2 separate regions of the Homo sapiens genome follow, and region 1 is linked to region 2. Evidence: chromatin loops called from intact Hi-C (ENCODE). Cell type or tissue: prostate gland. All regions are shown on one strand. Links, peaks and the distances in the headings refer to the core of each region. The heading gives the core; the rest is flanking DNA.

The links. Hi-C counts contacts between places; a loop is a spot of excess contacts. Peaks named below come from ENCODE experiments on the same cell type or tissue, not always from the same donor. Only the 100,000 strongest peaks of a DNase experiment are listed, where the experiment ranks them.
Region 1: it touches region 2 in a loop (3-fold over the local background); 60 of 110 quality-filtered maps call a loop at or near these places.

The regions. Positions count from the first base shown.
Region 1 is chr2:55,028,781-55,039,104 of GRCh38, forward strand. The region is part of intron 1 of RTN4 (reticulon 4); the gene reads right to left. Among named protein-coding and RNA genes, the nearest start is that of RTN4, 17 kb to the right of the region's middle. RefSeq lists an enhancer at 4,865-4,914. In prostate gland, for the core only: no CTCF peak of the experiment used is centred there; no DNase peak of the experiment used is centred there.
Region 2 is chr2:55,163,898-55,174,893 of GRCh38, forward strand. CLHC1 (clathrin heavy chain linker domain containing 1) reads right to left here. Exons shown (of 13, transcript NM_152385.4): 13 at 8,650-10,996. Among named protein-coding and RNA genes, the nearest start is that of CLHC1, 63 kb to the right of the region's middle. In prostate gland, for the core only: a CTCF peak has its summit at 4,869 (motif pointing left); DNase peaks (open chromatin) are centred at 4,844 and 6,235; H3K27ac peaks cover 4,877 bases.

The DNA.
Region 1 (10,324 bases), core at 674-8,673, 140 kb before region 2:
AAAATACAAAAAAAAAAAAAATTAACTGCCTTTAGGATGACACCATTATTGGTTTTGCTTAAAATTAACCTAAGTGAGGGCTACTTGTTATTTGTATACACAACTAGTAAGTGAGAGACTAAGGCAATTCAATTCCAGAGCCCATTTCCTTAATCACTGTATGTTACAGAACTGAATGCTTATATTTCCTACAAAACTCATGTTAAAGCCCCAACCCCTAAAGTGATAGTATCTGAAGATGGGGACTTTGGGAGGTGATTAGGGTTAAATGCAGTCAGGGTGGGGCCCTGGGCCAAGGGGATTAATGCCCTTACAAGAAGAGACACCAGAGAGCTTGCTGTCATGCTCCCTGTCTCCCCAGGCACACACAAGAGGTCATGTGTGCACACAGTGAGATGGTGGTCACCTATAAGCCAGGAGAAGAGGCCTCAAAAAGAAATCTACCTTGCCAGCACCTTGATCTTAGACTTACCAGCCTCCAGAATTGTGAGAAGTAAATTTCTGTTCAGCCACCCAGCCTATGGTATTTTGTTACGGCAGCCCAAGCTAACTAATACACTCTATATTGGTAATATTAACTTTGTACAATGTCATCTTGTACCTGCAGTTGGGAGATCCTAAGCTAAAGATCTTCCATGGTTTACACTAGAGAAAGGCCTCTACCATCAGACAATTTGAAACAGCCTGAGAGATGACTGGAAGGTGATATTCCTTTAACAGAGAGAACCTAATAAATTTAGACAATTTCATCTGGATGGACAAGCTAGACAAGGCTGATCAAAACAGATAAAAATCCAAGAAATGTAGCTAACATGAATACGGACTTGTCTTCCAAGCATATTACCCTTAATGAATTAGGAGAGCTAACTTCACAAGGTCTTATATATTTTAGATAAATATATACTGGGCATGAAGTCATACTTAAAGGATTCCTAGATGAGGGTGATGACGGGAAATTTATGATGTGTGTTTAAAAGGGTTTCCTCCAACCTAGAGCACTAGGTAGGATGGGCTATCCAGTCAAAGGGGTAACATAATGGCTTATAAGATTTTTAAATAAAGTGCATATATATGTGTACACATATTTAAAAGATTACTTGCTATGTGATCTTAAATTACAGTTTCTCATTTGTAAAATGAAGGAAAGTTCCCTTCAGCTAAAATAATGAATTATTAGCTTGTATAAAACTGAAATTTGAGGGTCAAAGAGCAGAACCAAATAATTACGCAGCTGCTCCATCTAAATAACAGTTAACCAATTCTTAACAAAATGGTTGTCTTTTTTATCTAGACAATATAGTTAAAAGCCACTAATTCAGAGGCTAGTCTATCTGGAAAGTGAACTAGAAACATATATTACTGTTAAAGTTAGTGGGAAAACAAACTACATCTAAATTTGTGCCATAATTTTAAAGTATTTTTTTAATGTACTGTACTCTTATTCCTACCTAGTGCAATAATCTTTTATAATAAAAACTATATTCCTGGAATTTTTCTAAGTAAAAAAGTTTTCAAATTGGTATTTCAAAGATTCATTATGTTTAAGAAAAAAAGAAAAATCTTCATTTTGTAAAATGGGATTCGATCCAGTTACCCATAAAACAAGTACTACATTTCTAAAAGCTCTTTAAAAAAATCCAGAATAGTTAACTATCTTCTGGGACTTCAAGAATACAGTTCAGACTCCTAATAAAGCAATCACAGATCATGAAATTGAATTGCCTAAGTCCAAATCACAAATCCATCACTTACAACTGTAACTCTTAGCCTTTCTGTGCCTAATGAAACTTGTAAAATAAGGATAATAAGAGTACCCACCTAAAAATGTTGTGAAGGAGGGAGAGGGAAAGAAAAAAGAAGAAACAACTTGCCCTAAGTCACAGAACTAGGAGGCCAGAGGGTCAAAACATCTAATTCCCAAGTCTTTGTGCTTTATAATTATTATTATTTTTTGGCTAGGCTTCCTCAAAGCACGAGATGTGCTTCATCTTCTGAAGGATGTATTTATGTACAAGTGCAACTGGTGCAATCCTTCTTACTGTATCAGCCCCTCAAGTTAGTTCTCCTGAAACAAGGTAAATCGTCACCCAGTAAATACCTTGTAATTAGCAGAAATATTGCATTGATCAATTGCTTCTATTTTACAATGTAACAACATTTATAGAAACATTAATGTGGGACAGGTACTGTGCTGAGCCGGCACATTTGTTTCAGATGTTCATTCTGTTCTCAAAACTACCCTGTAAGGTAGGTACTACTGTTACCCCCATTTCACATACGAGAAAAGAGGCATTTAAATCATATCTAATTACAATACTACAAAAAACCTGCATTTTAAAACCATAGAACTTCTGCTTCTGGCTATGAGAGTAATTACAACAGACTAATTCTTCCAATATAAGCAACTAAAAATATGGGCAAAATACTAGAAGCAACTATCTTGAGACACTGGACAAGAGGCAGGACAGCAGTGTGAATCCTGAGAAAAGGGAAACCTGCAAGATGACTACGCTGCTTTCTGTCTGAAGGCACATTCTGGTCTACAGTACAGAGAGAAGCCTAAGAATACCGCACTCTTGCTAAGCTGAGGAGGCTGAGGAGTTGTCTGGAATTTGTGAGACAGGGTAACATACAAAGTAAAGCCTCACAGAAAAGGAGCTCCAAAAATCTGGATAGGGGTTCCTCTTAAACCTCTGGGTGAATACTACGCTGCATGTGCACAGCACAAGACTCGGCAAGGCCTAGCCAAGAAACCTATGGTAGAGCTGCAAATTAACTGGATTATATCGAAGGTCAGAAAGTGCTGAAGACCTGATCTAAAAATTCTGACCAGTCAGAAAGGAAAGATCTCTCTAAACACCTCAAGCAGGACTACTCTAAGCCTAAAGGATACTCTAGACCAAGAGTCAGCAAACCATGGCTCATGAGCCCATATTGTATTGGAACACAGCCACGCCCATTCACTTCTGTGCTGTCTATAACTACTTTTGCACAATAAAAACAGAGACGAACAGTTTAGACAAAGGCTGTATGGCCCACAAGCCTAAACTATTTACTCTAACTGGCCCTGTAAGTCTGCAGACCCCTACCTCTAGACCCACCCTAACTTTAAAATCAAAACTTGAAAGGATCAAAATGATTTTCCAGCAAATTAACTGCCTGCCAGAACAAAGTTAAAACCACCAAATCCATGACATGCAGTATAAAATAAATTAATGGACATGCAAAGCAGCAAGAAAATATGACCATAAATAAGAAAGAATAGCAAATATAAACAAACAAATAACGTAGACGTTGGATTCGCACTTTTTTTTTTTTGAGGCGGAGTCTTGCTCTGTCACCCAGGCTGGAGTACAGCGGGGCTATCTTGGCTCACTGCAACCTCCACCTCCCAGGTTCAAGCAATTATCCCACCTCAGCCTCTGAGTAGCTGGGATTACAGGTGTCTGCCATCACACCAAGCTAATTTTTGTGTTTTTAGTAGAGACGGGGTTCACTACGTTGGCCAAGCTGGTCTCAAACTCCTGACCTCAAGTGATCCGCCAGCCTCAGCTTCCCAAAGTGCTGGAATTACAAGTGTGAACTAACACACCTGGCCTGGATTAGCAAATATTAAAATGAAAATTAAAATAGCTATTAAGATATTAAGTACAGAAAAAGACAGACATATAGAGTAGACAGGGAATCTTGGTGGAGAAATATAGACTAAAGGACCAAATGGAGATGCTAGAATTGTAAATTATATTAACTGAAAATAATCACTAGATGAGCTTAAAGGCAGATTAGACAATACAGAAAAAAAGATTTATTGATAAACAAACTTAAAAAACAACAACAGAAAGTATCCAAACTGAAACACAACAAGGGAAAAGGGCAAGTGAAAAAAGGAACAGAGCCTCAGTGCTGAGAGACAATCAAGGAGTTAAAATACCTATAATTGCAGTCCCCTTAAAAAAAGCAACAGTGGCCAGGCATGGGAGCTCATGCCTGTAACCCCAACACTTTAGGAGGCCAAAGTGGGAGGACCACTTGAGGCCAGGAGTTGGGACACCAGTTTGGACAACACAGTGAGACCCTATCTCTACAAAAAACTTAAAAATTAGCCGGTGTAGTGGTGCACACGTGCAGTTCTAGCAACTCAGGAGGCTGAGATGGGAGGATCACTCAAGCCCAGGAGTTTGAGGCTGTAACAAGCCATGATCACGCCACTGCACTCCACCCTGGACAACACAGTTAAGACCCTGTCTCTTTAAAAAAGACTGAAGAAGTTAAAAAAAAAAAAAAAGAAAAAATGGCCTAAAATTGGACAGAAGTTGGCATTTTGAAAATACCAACCAACAGAGCCACAAAGCTCAATGTACTCCAAGCAGAATAAACACAACACCACAAAAAGGCACACCATAAGGGTCAAACTGAAAATCAAAGATAGAGACAACCCTAAAAACAGTCAGAGGAAAAAAGCAGGTAAACAACAATAAGAATGACCTCACCTCTCATTGATGTAATCCAAAAGGTAATGAACGCCTTTAAAGTTATGAAAAAACTGACAATCTAAAATTATATACAGATGATCCTCATTATTCATGGATTCCTTATTTGCTCATTTACCTGCTCACTAAATTTGTAGCCCCAAAATCCATACTTGCAGCACTTTCAGGACATGCAATGAGCAGAGCAGGCAAACCAGAGCGGGTCATCCAAAGTACAAGTTCCCAGCTGAGATGGAACAAGGTAACCCTACCGCCTTCTTGTTTCAGCTCTGCCACTGACTTCCCTGTTTCATATGGCCCTTAAGCACAGCGCTGACATGGTATCGAGTGTTTTTAACCACAAGAAGGCTATGATGTGCCTTACAGAGAAAACATATGTTAGATAATCTTCCTTCAGGCATAAATTATAGTGTTCTTGGCCATGAGTTCAATGTTAATGAATCAATAATACATATTAAATAAGATGTCTTTATTTTTTAATTGATATATAACAGTTGTTTTATATTTTGGTAGTACATATGATATTTTGATACCTATATGCAATGTGTAATGATCAAGTCAGAGTGACTGGGTTATATATCACCTCAAACATTTTTCTTTTCTTTGTGTTAGAAACATTACAATTCTTCTAGCTATTCTGAAATATAGAATAAATCATTAACTATAATTTCTCTACTGTACTATCAAATACTAGAACTTATTCCTTCTATCCAACTGTATTTTTGTACCCCAGGTGGCTTTAAATAGAAAAACACATAAAACAAGGTAATATACTGATTGGTTAACAAAAATATTATGACAAGAGGCTTACAGGAGCCAAGTCTGTATTTCCCCTAAGAACAATGATTCAGTATTTGCTAATTCCCTGTTTTTGGTGGCTATACAGAACATAGTGACAGCTTAAAAAAACAGAATTGGCTGTATTATTCAAAACATATTTTTTTAAATAACCAGGCATGGTGGCTCACACCTGTAATCTCAGGACCGTAGGAGGCTGGGGTAGGAGGATTGCTTGAGCCCTGGGGTACGAGACCAGCCCAGGCAACAAAGTGAGACCCCAACTCTCCAAAAAAATTAAAACATTAGCCAGGCACGGTAGCGTGTGCCTATAGTCCCACCTACTTGGGAGGCTGAGGTGGGAGGATCACTTGAGCCCAGGAGTTTGAGGCTGCAGTGGGTTATGATCAGGCCACTGGACTCCAGCCTGGGCAACAGAGTAAGACCTTATCTCTAAACGAACAAACAAAATATATAGAAAAAGTAAAGATTAATAAAGGTATCTTCAGATAAAAGCTGAAAACAGAAGCTGAAAGAATTTGTCACTAAGACACCTACAATACAAGAAATGTTAAATCAAGTTCTTCAGACTGAGAGAAAATGATATGAGATGTAAACTTTGATCTTTATGTAGGAATAAAGAATGGCAAAAATGGTAAATATATATGTAGATGTTGAATATACAGGTAGATGTTAATTTTTCTCATTTCTTAGTTTCTTCAAAGAATAACTTTCTGAAGCACAAATTATCACAAAATACAATAACTATAATACATTTAGAAGCAAAACTTATGACAATAAAAGCACAAAGGATGAAAATAGTATATGAAAGTATGTTTTATTACATGTGAAACATGTAAGGTGGTATAATATTCTTGCTATTTTATGATAAATTGAGAATGCATTCTGTAATCCCTAGAACAGCCTCTTAAAAAATAAAGAGGTACAGCTAAAACCCCAACAGAGGAGATAAATCTGAATATTATAAAATCCTTGATTAATCCAGAAGAAGAAACAAAAGAAGAAAATCAAAGAACCCAAAAAGCAGATGGGACAAAGAAAAAACAAAGACACACAACCACACACTATCAGTTAGGATACAGATGATTTAGGCCCCACTACCAATGAGCTAAACTGACTTTTATGGAACACTACAACCAACAATATAATACACATTCTTCTCAAGTACATATGGAACATTCACCAAGATAAAACATTTCCTGGGCTACAAAACAATCTCAATCTAAAACAAGTGAAATCATGCAGTCTATGTTCTACAATGAATTAAATCACCTAAAATATCCTCAAATGTTTAAAAACGAAACTACAGAATTCTAAATAATCCATGAATCAAAGAAAATAGGGGGAAAATTAAAGAAATTCTGAATCAAATGATCATGAAAATGTGTGGGATGCAGCAAAGTAATGCTTAGAGAGAAATGTATAGCTTTTAAATGCTTTTAGAAAAAAGGCTTAAAATCGAAGTGTAAAGCTTCCACTTTAAAAGAGCAAGTTAAATCCAAACAAGTAAAAGAAAATAAGTAGTAAAGAGCAGAAACCAATGATAGAAAACAGATTAAAAAAAAAAATCAATGAAACAAAAAGTTGCTTCCCTGAAAAGATCAACAGAATTGATAATCAACTAAAATGATCAAGACAGAGACTGAGAGACAGAGAGAGGAAGCAAGTATTGAAAATAAAAGAGGGACTGTTACTGTAGGTCCTAAAAACGTAAGAGAATATTATGCACACATTTATGACAATAAATTAGACAACTTAGATGAGTAGACAACTTCCTTGATGTCTACTTATCAAAATGAAAGACAAGTTTCTTTATACCCAGTCATCAAAATGAAATAGATGCATTCCTTGAAAGACACAAATCACCAAAACTGACACAAGCAGAAATCAAAAATCAGAATAGTCCTATGTGACTATACTTGTAACTTAAAACCCCCACGAAGAAAACTAATATAAAACATCTAATGAATAGTACCAACCTTACACAAACTCTTTGAGCATATAAAGGAAAAGCAAACACTTCCCATAAAATTTTTATAGATTTATGCATTAATACCAAAACCAGACAAGGATATAACACGAAAATTAAAATTAATTTATATAACAATATTCCTCATAACCACACATGCAAAAAATCTTCAATAAAATAGTAGCAGATTGAATCCAGCAACTCATAGAAAGTATAATCATCACCAAATGGGGTTTAATTCCAGGAAGGTGAGGTTGGTTTAACATTCAAAATCAAACAATAGGTCGCACGCAGTGGCTCATGCCTGTAATCCCAGCACTTTGGGAGGCTGAGGTGGGCAGATCACTTGAGGCCAAGAGTTTGAGACCAGCCTGGCCAACATGGTAAGACCCTGTCTCTACTAAAAATACAAAAATCACCCAGGTGTGGTGGCGTGCACCTGTAGTCCCAGCTACTCAGGAGGCTGAGGCACAAGAAACGCTTGAAACCAGGAGGCAGAGGTTGCAGTGAGCCAATATCGTGCCACTGCACTCCAGCCCAGGCAACAGAGCAAGACTGTCTCAAAAAAAAAAAAAAAAAAAAAAAAATTAAAAAAATTTAAAAAGTTTTTTTAAATCATATAATGAAATTCACTATAGTAACAACAGCCCGAAAAGGAAAAACCATATGATCATCTCAACAAATGTCAAAAACTTATCTGACAAATTTCAACACCTGTTATCATAAAAACTATCAGCAAACTAGGAATAGAAGGAAGCTTTCTCAACCTAAGAGTCAGGATATCTAGGAAAAATATGCAGCTAACATCATACTTAAAGGTGAAAGACTAATGCATTCACTCAAGATTCTGTGTTAAACAAGCAATCTACCAGGCTTCTCGTAAAGATCTGAAGAGAAAAGTAAAACTATCTTAACTTACAGACAACAGGACTGTATAGTTGGAAAATCCTAAGGATTCAAAATAAAATAACCCTACCAAAGCTAGTAGTGAATTTATAAGGATACAGGATAGATGCAAAGACAGTACACAAAACTTAACTCTATTTCCATACAGTAGCAACAAAGAGAAAATGAAAATATTTTCTAAATATCACTCACTGTAACAAAAAAACATAAAATATTTAGGCATAAATTTGACAAGAGATGCACAAAACTGCTATACTGAAACACACTGCTGAGAGAAATTACAGATGATCTAAACAACAGAGATATCACATTCATGGGTTGAAAGATATAATATTGTTGAGTGTCAGGAAACAGTTCTCTATGAGTATATTGTGTTTTTACACATCTTCCCTTTGTTCCTATCTTTTAAAAACATTTGTATTGTGAACAGCCTTGGAAAACAGGGACAGTTTCTTCTTCTTCAGCAACTAGCAGCCATGCTTATTATATGACACAAAAGATTTGTTTCCCTAAGCTTAAGATTTCTGTCTATAATACAACCTGCTACAGGTGCAGATCTCACTCAGCCATCTCAGTGTTGCTCCATGTGAAATGGAGCTGAGGGAACTGGCACAAGAAAATGCTAATATTCTGGCTACTGTCATTGCTGTGAGTAATAAAGTCCTCTGCCTCTGACCCAGGCATCTTATATCCTCTGCCAGCATCCATGAAACTATGACAGGCTAACTTGTTACCTTTGAAGTAGTGTAAAATCTCAAATCCTAAGACGTCACTTATCCCCCCTACTAATCTCTAGATTCAATGCAATCCCAATCAAATTCATAACAGGCATTTTATAGAAATGAACAAGCTGATTCTGAAATTTATGCAGAAATACTAAGGGACCTAGAAGACACAAAACAATTTTGAAAAAAGATCAAACTTGCAGTCATACTACTTAATTTTACGACTTGCTATAAAACTACAATAATCAAGTATTGGCATAAGGATAGACAAATCAGTAGAACAAAATAGATATATATAAATAGACACACTTCATATGGTCAATTTCTTTTCCCAAAGGCACCAAAGCAATTCAATAGAAAGAGAAAAATATTTTCAAAAAACTCTGCTGGGAAAACTGCTTATTATATGTATGGAAAAGAAACAAATAAATCTGGATCTATGGTAACTCATACCATAGACAAAAACTACCTCAAAACGGATCAAGACAAACAAAAGCTAAAACTATCAAGCTTCTAGAAGAAACCAAAGTGTCTTCACAATCCTGGAAGGAGGCAAAGATGTCTTAGACATCACAAAGAAAGCACTAACCATGAAAGAAAAAGTAATTATGACTTCTCAAAATTAAAAATTTATACTCATCAAAAGAATCAATAAAATTAATAGGCAAGCTACAGACTAGGAGAATATATTCACAACACATGTATCAGACCAAAGATTTGTATTCATAATATATAGAGAGAACTCTTACAAATATGTAGGAAAAAAAAAGGCATACAACACAATTTAAGAATGGGCAAATTACTTGAACAGACACTTCACCAAAGAAAACACACACAAAGGACATGTAAAAGTCCTCTAATTCATTAGTCCCTAGGGAAATCTAGATTAAGACCACAATGAGGAACCACTACATAACCACTAAAATGGTTAGAATTTAAAAAACTGACAATATCAAATGTTGGTGAAAACGTAAAGCCACCAGAATTCTCACACATTGCTGGTGGAAGTGGTTGGGGGAACAGTTAAGCAACTTCTTATAAAGTTAAATATATAGTTACCCCATGACTCAGCAATTCTACTCTCAAGTATTTACCTAAGAGAAATGAAAATATATGCATACAAAAATGTCTATGTAAGAATGTTCACAGCATTTTGTTCATAGTAGCCAAAAACTATAATCCAAACATCCAACGAGTGAATACATAATTAAACTGTGCTATTCTTAGCATGGAATACCACTCAGCAGTTAAAAGGAACAAATTACTGATACCTGCAGCATCATTAGTAAGTCTTAAAAGCATCATGCTGAATGCAAGTAGCCAAGCACAAAATGTATGATTCCATTCATATGATTGATGCTTTAAAATACGTAAAACTAATCTATGATGAAAGAAATCAAAACAGTAGTTGTTTGGGATTGGTGTTGCGGGTAGGA
Region 2 (10,996 bases), core at 1,658-9,657:
GGAGATCCAAAACTTCTCCTTCTCTTTTGTATTTACCTGCCTCCAACTTCCAGGTTGCTGCAACCTTCACTGCCAAGTCACTCAGCAGGTTACTCCGATGCTCATTCATTACCCATTTATTTACTGAAGGTCTGCCATGTGCCAAGGAAAACAACAGTGACCAAATACTTATCCTGGCTCTTCAGGACCTCAGAGTCTCGCGGGGAGGGGAAGACAAGTAAACAAGACGTTTTGGATTCTGCTGCTTCCACGGGGAATTACAGAGGTGAAATGGAAGGGCTTGGGAGTGGGGTCCCTGCCGGGCTCTGCCTCCTGACCATGAGCATTCTAGGCCAGGGATCAGGTTCACAGGTAGCCTATTTTCCACACCTCATAAGAAATGTGTTTCGTAAATAAGTAACCACACCTGAGTTACTATGCAAATAAACTCAGCTCTGTCCTCTGAACAGCCAAGTTCACTTTTCCACTAGCCTTTTCTCTCCTGCTTCTACCTCCTCTATCTTTACCCTGTGCTGCTAATTTCTCAGTCTGTCATTACTGAATGAGACACCCAGCCTGGAACAGAAAGGACAGTTTGAAGGGGGTCTCTACCTGGCATCTGAGCCGAGCTCCTTCTAAGCGCGTGTTTACGATGGCTCCGACTCATGCCTTAAAAAAAAAAAATCGCTACAGAAAATACCAAGACTGATAGCTAAATCCAATTAAATTAAGATTAATAAAAAGGGAGGGAGGCCAGCAGAATGAAGCCAGCAGGAAACCTCTCTTGCTGCAGTGTGCTGCTCCATGCATTTCAAATGCAGCCCAACACAAGTCCTGATTCACCTTCACTTACCCTTACACAGAAGCCTCGCAGACAGGCTAGGCGCAGCTGCAAGATGAGCTGCTAAGAACTTGCTGATTTCAATACAGACTGGTTTCCAAAATGTTCTGGGGTTTTAAAACTTCACTCCCCCAAACACTTCAGGCTATGCCATAACTAATCCCACATCTTGCGTTTAGTTGGGAAAAGAGACTTTGGTATTCTATGTGGGTGAGATAAGAAGCAAAGACTAACTAGGGAATCCGGCATCTCTTTTGTTGCCATTTCCTGTTGTGAAAATCCTTCAAATCAAAATATTATTGAACACTGGAGTTAGAAGGAGTGATGGAGATTACTCGGTTCCATGGCCTTTCCCTGTTTTGGAGAACTAATGGAGGAAACAGGCCTTGACTGAGCTCCTACAAACGAGTGCCTCAGCTAATGAAGGCTGCAGTCCAGTATGCTGTTGACTGCACTACTGCCATGGGGATTCATCCACAAGGTGTTTGCAAAGGACAGAGAAGGAATTCGCAGCCACGAAAGGGAGAATGGAAACTCTCCAAAGAGGAAGAAATCAGCTTGACATTTAGCTTGCCATCTAGTCTGGCTGTCACGAGGCCATGAATCTGCCTGATGAGAGGTAAAAGAGAGAAATGAAGAAGACGAGGAAAGAGGGAGGGAGGAATAAATTTCAAAACAAACAGAATCTGTGGCTCTGCACTCACTCCCTGTACTGGGGTGGCAAAGGGTTGGGTGGGAATGAGGGGAAGGGAAATATGTTCCTGGAGGAAAAGGCTTCTTATGTAAAGGGTGAAGGAAAGACTCAGACCCAAGTAGAAGCCAGGGGAAGCTGCTGTGGTGGACGCTGTGACGCTCCCCAGGTCCCGTTTCATGAATGAAGAGTTTAGTCCCCCACATGGTCGAAAAGCTGCTAGAGCAAGATCCATGGCCATCAGCACTCTTGGGGACTTCCTGGGCTGAAGGAAACTACCCTGCCCAAGTCATGCCTACTTCCAGTGGCAGCCCCCATCCAGTGACTCATCCACAGAAGTCTAAAGGCCTGGCTCCACACACCAACTGGGGATACCTCAGAAGGGCCCTCCCAGCTTCAGTGCATTCCAAGTGGTCAGCTGAGCTCTTTTCTGGGACTACTTCAGAGCTTAGCTTCTCCCTCTGCCCAACCCTGCTTTCTTCTCTTCCCTTCCACAGTGTGGATACGGAGAGCACTTCCTAATGAACAGCCTACACACAAACCTCTGTCTCAGAGTCAGCTTTTCAGGGAGCCCTACCCACAACACTGCTTATGAAGTAAATGTGCAGAGCCCTGCTGAAGGCAGAGAGAAGATTGTCATCTGTTGAGTCTGGTCAGGTAACTCACACCGTGAAGAACATTGCCCAAGTCCTTATTTAGAGAATTAAGTTTGGTGCCACCTTACAGTCAACCACAACATGTGTATTGGGCCATCCAAGCATCAGAGCAGGGGTACTGAAAAGGTGATCCCTTCCCTCACAGAACCTGCCCTTCCTCAACCAATCAGTCAGATATAGGTACAGCCAGTTCTTAAAGACCTTTAAAGAGCACTCCAAACCCACCCTCGGAACTGTCACCCCTTATAAAGTTCATAAACCTTAACTATCAAAAACATCTCCCTGCAATAATTTAAAGTTTTAACTTAAATTAAATTCCTGTGTGAATTTCTTTTTGTTGTCTTAAGCAGAAGTAGAAAACATGTATGAGGTTCTCTGTTCAGTAATCCTTTATGGTTCATCTGTAATATTTCTTCAAGGTTAATGATCCCATTTCCCACTAGCTTTCTGGCAAAAGGTCATGTTTTCAATCCTATCATCTCTGTAGCTTTCTGTAATAAAGCTTGGTTTGAATGTCAGTCAGTTTAATAGCTATGCCAATTTCTCACCTAATAGAGCCAAGTCTTTATCATCCTCTTTGACAAATGGCACAAGTGGATGCAATAACAAGTCACATTCTAAAGCCACTGAGGGCACTTTGGTTCCCACCCTTCCAGGCAAGCATTTCCACAGCCTGGGCTCCTAACTGAAGATACAAAGGGATCAAGGGAAGAAGAAAGGTTAAACCTAGGAACACGGAAGCCAATGTGCCCCCAGAGAACGGAAGAGGCGGTCTGCGAGTTCAGAAGGCAGGCAGCTCATGCTTGAAGGTGATAGCCTTCTGCCTACAAGAGAAATCTGAGCACATCAGTTACTTCTGTCTTACCAAGAATCCCTGAGATACTGAGATTTCTGAGTTGAAAGTGAGATAAGGCCTGTTTTGTTTTGTTTGTTTGTTTCCATGTACATAGCTCAAGATGTTTTCTTGGCCGGGTGCAGTGGCTCACTCCTGTAATCCCAGCACTTTGGGAGGCCGAGGCGGGTGGATCATGAGGTCAGGAGATTGAGACCATCCTGGCCAACATGGTGAAACCCCACCTTTACTAAAAATACAAAAATTAGCAGGGTGCGGTGGCACGTGCCTGTAATTCCAGCTACTCAAGAGGCTGAGGCAGGAGAATCGCTTGAACCAGGGAGTCGGAGGTTGTGTGAGCCCAGATGGCGCCACTGCACTCCAGCCTGGTGACAGAGTGAGACTCCATCTCAAAAAAAAAAAAAAAAAAAAAAAAGATGCTTTCTGGATCTGCAATGATAAGTAGTGATTTATGTTGGAGAAAGAAATAAGGGAGGTCCAGGCCCTTACTTTACTATCTCTGACCCTGTTTACAGAAGATCCACCCAGTAACTATGACATTTAACTGTGGAGTGGTAGAGTTTTTATACTCATGAGGAAAACTCACACTAGTGGCGCCAAACCACTGGGCGTGGCCTAACACAATTTCTGATAGCCAGGGGAGCTGGGGTTGGGGAGGGTGATTACTGGCATCTAGTGTCCTGCATCCACAAGGCCACAGGACAACCTCACATAACAAAGAATTATCCCGTCCAAACTGTCAGTAGTGCTGAGGTTGAGAAACCCTGACTTACAAATAATTCTCTGTCCTCCTAAATGTATTCACCTACTCAGGAATCATCAGGCCTTGTTTCTCCTCCTCTAGACACTCAGCTGACCTGGGAAAATTACAAGCTGCTTGACCAACAAGCTCATTATCTTGTTTTTGATGGAGACAGAGCTGAGGAACAAAGACAACAAATAAAACCCCAACTGTGGGGTGAAAGAAGACTTAACCTTGGCTCATAGGCTCCCTTCAAAAGCTAAGTGGTATGTGGAGATCCGTGAGCTGGCAGTTCTGGTCAGAAAATAACAAAGTCTCAGAATTGCTTCCTAGGCTAGGGTCTCTCCGGAGGCACACACAGACGCCTCTTGCCTTCACCTCTGCACTAATCTCATTGCCCCACTTTGAATCAAGGCTTGAAGACTGTGCAAGCAGAATAACCAGGCACTCTCTTCAGTTAGTTCTGAAACCATCTCAATGATTTTGGGAGAATACACTCCCCACAATCTGGCAACAAGTTGTCTGGCTTGGGTTATTTCTAAGTCTACATTTCTTAGTTTCCTGAAGAATACACTGAGCATGCCAAAAGGTTTCAAAGCTACAGTTACGGCATCAGCAACAACTCTTCAACTAGCCTGTGCTTCAGCCCAAAGCAGCACAAACAGAAAAGTCAGCCAAGCCACGAGGGGCCTGGTCAAGCGTCTAACAGTGTAGGATTGCTGCATAAAGAGCAGGATCCTACTACAATACATCCTTTGAAGTGCCTCGAAAATAAATGCTATGTTTAGAAAACAAAGTCCTCTCTCCAGGCCTGGACTCACCCCACTCACCCCACCCTCATCCCTATTTCACTGAAAAGCTAAATATGAAAAAGTGCTTGGATGTTTACATATTTTCATATAGAGTAAATTTTCCTTAAAGGGCCATCTTCTTAAGAATACAAATCCTCCAAGAATGGTCCTTGAGCTGCTCAAGCTTTCCAACCAGAAAATATGACTATATTGAAAAATACGACTAGAAACAATAGGACCAGCCTCACTTCTTCCCCATAAAAACAATTCCAATCACTGAAGGTCTTGCTGGCATCTCTGCCGCCATCTACTGAGTCAAACTGGCACATATTCTAGTAAATCCTAACCAAGAAAGGTCATTGTTCTGTTATGTTTCCATTTTAACTCTTACCATGTTGTATTACAATTGTTTGTATATAACTTTACTTCTAGATTGCAAGTACCCATGAGATACATAGGATGTCTTATTCCTCTCTTAGTAGCTAATCAGGAAATGGTTGTTGGATTAAGTAATTTTGAGTGTTGCACAGGGCTTCTCCAAAAAAGATCATCTCAAGAATTTTCTTTAGGACTCCTCTAAAACCCAGAAACTACCATAATTATATCAAACAGAAGAGAGCAACTAGTTTATTTTTTAAGGCTTTCAGAGTAGCTCCTTCTACAACTTTCTTTATTGACCCAATACCAGCCTTCACAATCTCCACCATCAGCAAATTATTCTGTCTCAAATAAAAATGGTTTATTATTTAGTTCTATGGCTCATGTGGCTTAGAGTTTGTTGTATCCTTAAGGTGAGGGCTTTTGGACACTCAAAGGCAGAACTGTGATTATATGTTTGTTTTTTTCTTCCCAAATTGAATAACCCCATTCCTTCAACTTTTCTTTCTACATCTTCACGATCTATACATGCTCAAAATTAGTAACAGTTTTCTTAATGTGAAGCCTCAAACTAGTTTCGATGCTCTATTTAGCATTTAAGCAAAGATGATTTCAACAAGTGTTTGTGGTGCCTGCTATTATCCCTATCAATGGGACACTTTGCATTAGGCAAACCTAACATTTACCAGGCAGATAAATTAGGAGTTGGTGATTCATCTCACAGAGCATTCCCAGGAAAATTTCTTCAAAATAACCATTTCAGTCCTGTTTCATTTAGAAAACATTCATTTTATAAGCAATTTTTCATGGATTACAAATCACAGAATGAGAGTAGCTGTAATCTTATTGATGTCTAATTTATGTGTCACTTGGGTTTAAGATATGCACCTTTTTCTGGTATCTGCTACTGGTGTTATGAGCTCTTCAAGACCTCTTGTTCCTTAGGGAAAGAGTCAGCATGAAAATCATCTCTTAGAAAATATTATCATGTTCATTTGACACCTGAAAAAGCATACCCAGAGGGTAGAAGAAACTTGGAGACTGTTTATACACACAAATAGCATAAAGGACTTTTTTCCATCTCTAGGGGACCAACCTGGGCAAAGGAATAGAAGGAATAGCCTTGGCAATTATTCTCCCTGTCCCTGCACCCTCAAGAAAACAGGGAGAGTCACATTCTCGGATGCCAAGATTAATACCTATGTTTGGTTTCTTGGCAAGCAGGCTCTCTGCACTGCAATCTGGAAGGCCACTGGAATCTCTCTGCCAATGTTTTTCGCATTCTCATTATTGATCCTAGTAGCAGCACAAACCTGTTTCTGGATGTTGTGTTCAGAAGCTGATCAACATTAAGTACTCACCTCAAGGAGGCTGGCCAAAAACAGCCTGCAGACTTTTCAAGCTGACTTTTCAAACTGTTTGCTCTTTGGGTTGGTCAGGGCCTGCAATCAAAACTCATCATCATTAATTCATAAACGCCTAACTCTTTAAGCAATTTGGCAAAAATCTTTTGACAATTCAGTCCCACTGCTGGGGGCTGCTTCCAAAATGTACATTACCAAAGTGTGTGAGCAGGCTGGACATGGTGGCTCACGCCTGTAATCCCAGCACTTTGGGAGGCCAAGGCGGGCAGATCACCTGAGGTCAGGAGTTTGAGACCAGTCTGGCCAACATGGTGAAACCCCATCTCTACTAAAAATACAAAAATTAGCCAGGCGTGGTGGGGGGCGCCTGTAATCTCAGCTACTTGGGAGGCTGAGGCAGGATAATCACTTGAACCCAGAAGGTGGAGGTTGCAGTGAGCCAAGATCGCACCACTGCCCTCCAGCCTGAGTGACAGAGGAAGACTCCGTCTCAAACAACAACAATAACAACAATATAGTCAAAATGTGTGAGCAGTATGAGGCGAAGGAAGAGTTCCAGGAGAAAATGGATGGGAATGTGTTGTCACACATTCTGATCTGTGTACAACCAAAGTGGTAGAAGGGTGACATGCCCTTCCTGTTAAGCACAAACCCACCTAAAGCTCACTCTATTTATGATAGTATTTTTATTATCTGACCTAATAAAACAAGATAACAGAATTTAACCCATACAACTGTTCCTTGAGTGGAAAAGATGGATCCTTCTCAGTGTGGCCCTAACACATTAATACACATGAAAGCTTAAAGGTAGAGTTTGCACCCAGTGGAGAGCTAAAAATGCTTGGTGGTGATTATTGCTGCAGTTTGATATATGACATGATAATGGAGACCCCCCACAGCCACAGTGGAATTTCCACTAAAGAGCTAACTGGATAGAGGCAAGGATCCATGTAGGCAAATCTTCAAAATGTAATTTTATAGCCTCTATTTTAAAACTGCAATACTGCTTCTTAACCAAGCTTATGGCATACAGTTGGGGAAGAATACTATAGATTAATTCTTTAGAGTGGGGTCGGGGGAAGTCAAAATTACTTAAGGACTCCGTACCTTTTCCTCTTTCTACACACAAATTACATCAGTGTTATCTTCCATGTTCCTCTGCATTAGAAATCAAAATGGCCTCCATACTGGATTGGCTTCCACATAGTAGCTCTACCCTTTATCCTCCCTTGTGTTACATCAGTAAATTGGGTAGTCCGCAGTAGGCTTTTCCAAATGAGAAAATATGGTAATTCTTTTTTTTTTTTTTTTTTTTTTTTTTAGTCGGAGTCTCACTCTGTCACGCAGGCTGCAGTGCAGTGGCACAATCTCAGCTCACTGCAAGCTCCACCTCCCGGGTTCACACCATTCTCCTGCCTCAGCCTCCCGAACAGCTGGGACTACAGGCGCCCGCCACCATGCCCGGCTAATTTTTTGTATTTTTAGTAGAGATGGGGTTTCACCGTGTTAGCCAGGATGGTCTCGATCTCCTGACCTCACGATCCACCTGCCTCGGCCTCCCAAAGTGCTGGGATTCAGGCGTGAGCCACTGCGCCTGGCACCAAATAAGAAAATATGGTAATTCTTTACTATCTTTATCCACTCAAAAAGCTTCATTTAAAGTTGATGGAGGCCAGGAATGATGACTCATGCCTGTAATCCCAGCACTTTGAGAGGCCAAAGCTGATGGATCACTTGAGGTCAGGAGTTTGAGACCAGCCTGGCCAACATGGTGAAAACCCATTTGTACTAAAAATACAAAAATTATCTGGGTGTGGTGGCGGGCACCTGTAATCCCAGCTACTCAGGAGGCTGAGGCAGGAGAATCGCTTGAACTCAGGAGGTGGAAGTTGTAGTGAGCTGAGATTGTGTCACTGTACTCCAGCCTGGGTGACAGAGCAAGACTGTCTCAATAAATAAATAAAAAAAAATAAAGTTGATGGAAACAAGAAATCAAATTTAGCCTCAGTTTAGGACAGAGGTTTCAAATTAGTGACCTGCAGGTCAAGTCTGGTCTGCAGATGTGTTTTGTTTGGCCCACACAGTACTGCTCACATCAAATCTGCATGTCCAGCTTCCAAGAAGGTAACACCGAGTCCACAGCCCTGCATAATAAAAGTTGCCTGGAATTTATCACAATTGTCCCTTTCAAAAAGTCCCCAGATCCTCCTTTCCCTGACTGTGATACATTTCACTCATTTACAGTAGTGCCAAAACCTCTATAGGTAGACGCAGATCCTCAAGGTAGGGAGGGTACTTGTAGAAAATTATCAATTAAAAAAAAAAACTAAAAAAACTATATAAATAATAGTGTCTTTTTTATGTACCCAATATATTTTTATTCAAGAACACAACAAATTATAACTACTAGCAAACTGACAGCTTTATACACCGAACATTTGTTAAATGCCATTTTTTTCTGAGAAAGAATGGAAGAAATGTATGAGCTTTCTATGAAATGTACAAAGTTAAAAAAAAAAAAAAAGGCCTCTGCTATGATTTTTGACTTAACATATGCTTTAGCAATCCAACAGAATTCCAGGCACCTAAAAAGTAACAGGTTTTCACCTTTTAAAGTTAAAAAAGTGATTAATTTAATGGTCATTTCTTAGTTAATTCAGGATTTAGGAAAAGTTCTAAATATTAAAAAAATTTTTTTCATTAGACTAGACTTCTGTTCAACATCTCTAAACCTTTCCAAATGAATGAATTTAATAGAAATTCATTTTGATACATGCTTGACTATAATAAACAAAAATGTAACTAGTTACAATTAAATCTTTCAGACCTTGGAAGAAATATCTTCCTTTCCTCACTGGTATGGTAGAAAGAAAACCTAATATGAAATCAGAGAAACTTAGTTCATCATGACCCTTGCTTTGCAACTGCTATGTAAAGCAATCAATGGCAAGAGGAAAAAAGGAGAGAAGACACGCTCAAGACAGCAAGACCTAATAGAACACATGAACGTTGGTTAAATCTTCATTGGAACAATTCAAATGTTAAAAGGCATTTTTAGCAACTGGTGAAATTTGAATATGGACTGGCTATTAGATAATGCTAAGGAATTATTATTAGTAACTTTTAAAATACGTTGTGTGTTTCCATTAAGGTTGTAATCTTGCTAGCAGAAATTGTGTGCAAAACAGGTATTCGGTAGATGTTGTTGATGCTGATGTTGAATTGTAGTATTTGAAATTTAGGCTGAAGGTCAAGAAGCATTGGGAAATAATTTGTACCTTTTCAGAATTACTGAATTTTAGAGTTGGAAATGACAAGAGGAGGTATCTAGTCAAAATAAATTTATCTTAAGCATGAGGAAAAGGACACATAGCTAGACAGTGGTGGGGCTGGTCTAGAATGCAGGTTTCTGTGCTGAGGCCCAGATTATACCTCCTTCAGTGTAGCTTACATGGAGGCTCTTATAGCTTCAAAGCCCTCTGTAGCTCACAACTCAATTCTTTCTCCTTCCTCATTTAACTTTGTAATCTTGCTCTTCCTCCCAACTCCATTTTCCATCACCAGGCATTTTAATTTATATTCACTTGACAACTTTTACTTTCCTTGGGAAAGCTGCCAAAGGCAATGCTAACTGAGAAGGAGTAATAATGAGAAAAGGAAAAACAAGGCAAAATTAGAATAACAACAACAACCGCTGTTTAAGCTTTCTCTAGATTTATATACCTACTTTATCCTCCTGGCTTTCATGAAGACATTTTTTTTTCTAAGCTCTGTCAATGGACACATAATAGCTTTCTATCAATCATATAGGTCTCAAAGGAAAAAAAAAAAAAAAAAGGTTTTAAGCCGTTGGCACACAAAGAACCAGTGCTGCCGAAATACCTCTCCCTTTCCATTCCTTTTTTCCATCCTTTATCTGCTCTTTTCAACAGCCTGTATGAAGGCCAAAAATCAAAATATTATTTTGATAAGGCTTTTAGTAATAAATTGCTTTTTAAACTATGCACATGTATTACTTTAAAAATGCTACGTTTTAGAAAGCTGAATTATAATTATCCAGTATTCTATTTAGCACCAAATGGAAAAATTAAAAACTCAGCTTGAATGCTTCTGAATTTATAAGATAAGCCAGGCAACCCTAATACAAGTGTGGACAGATAACTTAATCTCAGCAATAAGTTGTACCAATATATCAAATACTTTAAAGAAGGATAAACATATAAATACAAATGAGTAGACATATGGGATTTAGTAAGTACAAACTAAGTAGAGAAATGTGTGTTTCTGGGGCCGATTACAAAGGAATTACAGCTATCTTTTCCTAAGTTCCTCTATCATGTTATACACTTACACTACACATACATTATCACTAATCCTCACAACAAGCCTAAGGAAGACTGCCCATATTTTATAAGTGAGTAAGAGGTAGGACCAGAATTTTAATATGAAGCTGTCTGACTCCCCGTTCATCTTCTTTCCACTATAACATAAAAATACATATTCAATTTAAATTTAGGATGGGAAAAGTTATGCTCTTTGCTCTTATTCTAATAGCAGATCATTTTCATTTTTTACTTGAAATTTTTTTTTCTTTTTTTAATAACAGAGACGGGATCTCACTGTGTTACCTAGCTGGTCTCAAACTCCTGGGCTCAAGCGATCCTCCTGCCTCGACCTCCCAAAGTGCTGGGATTACAGACA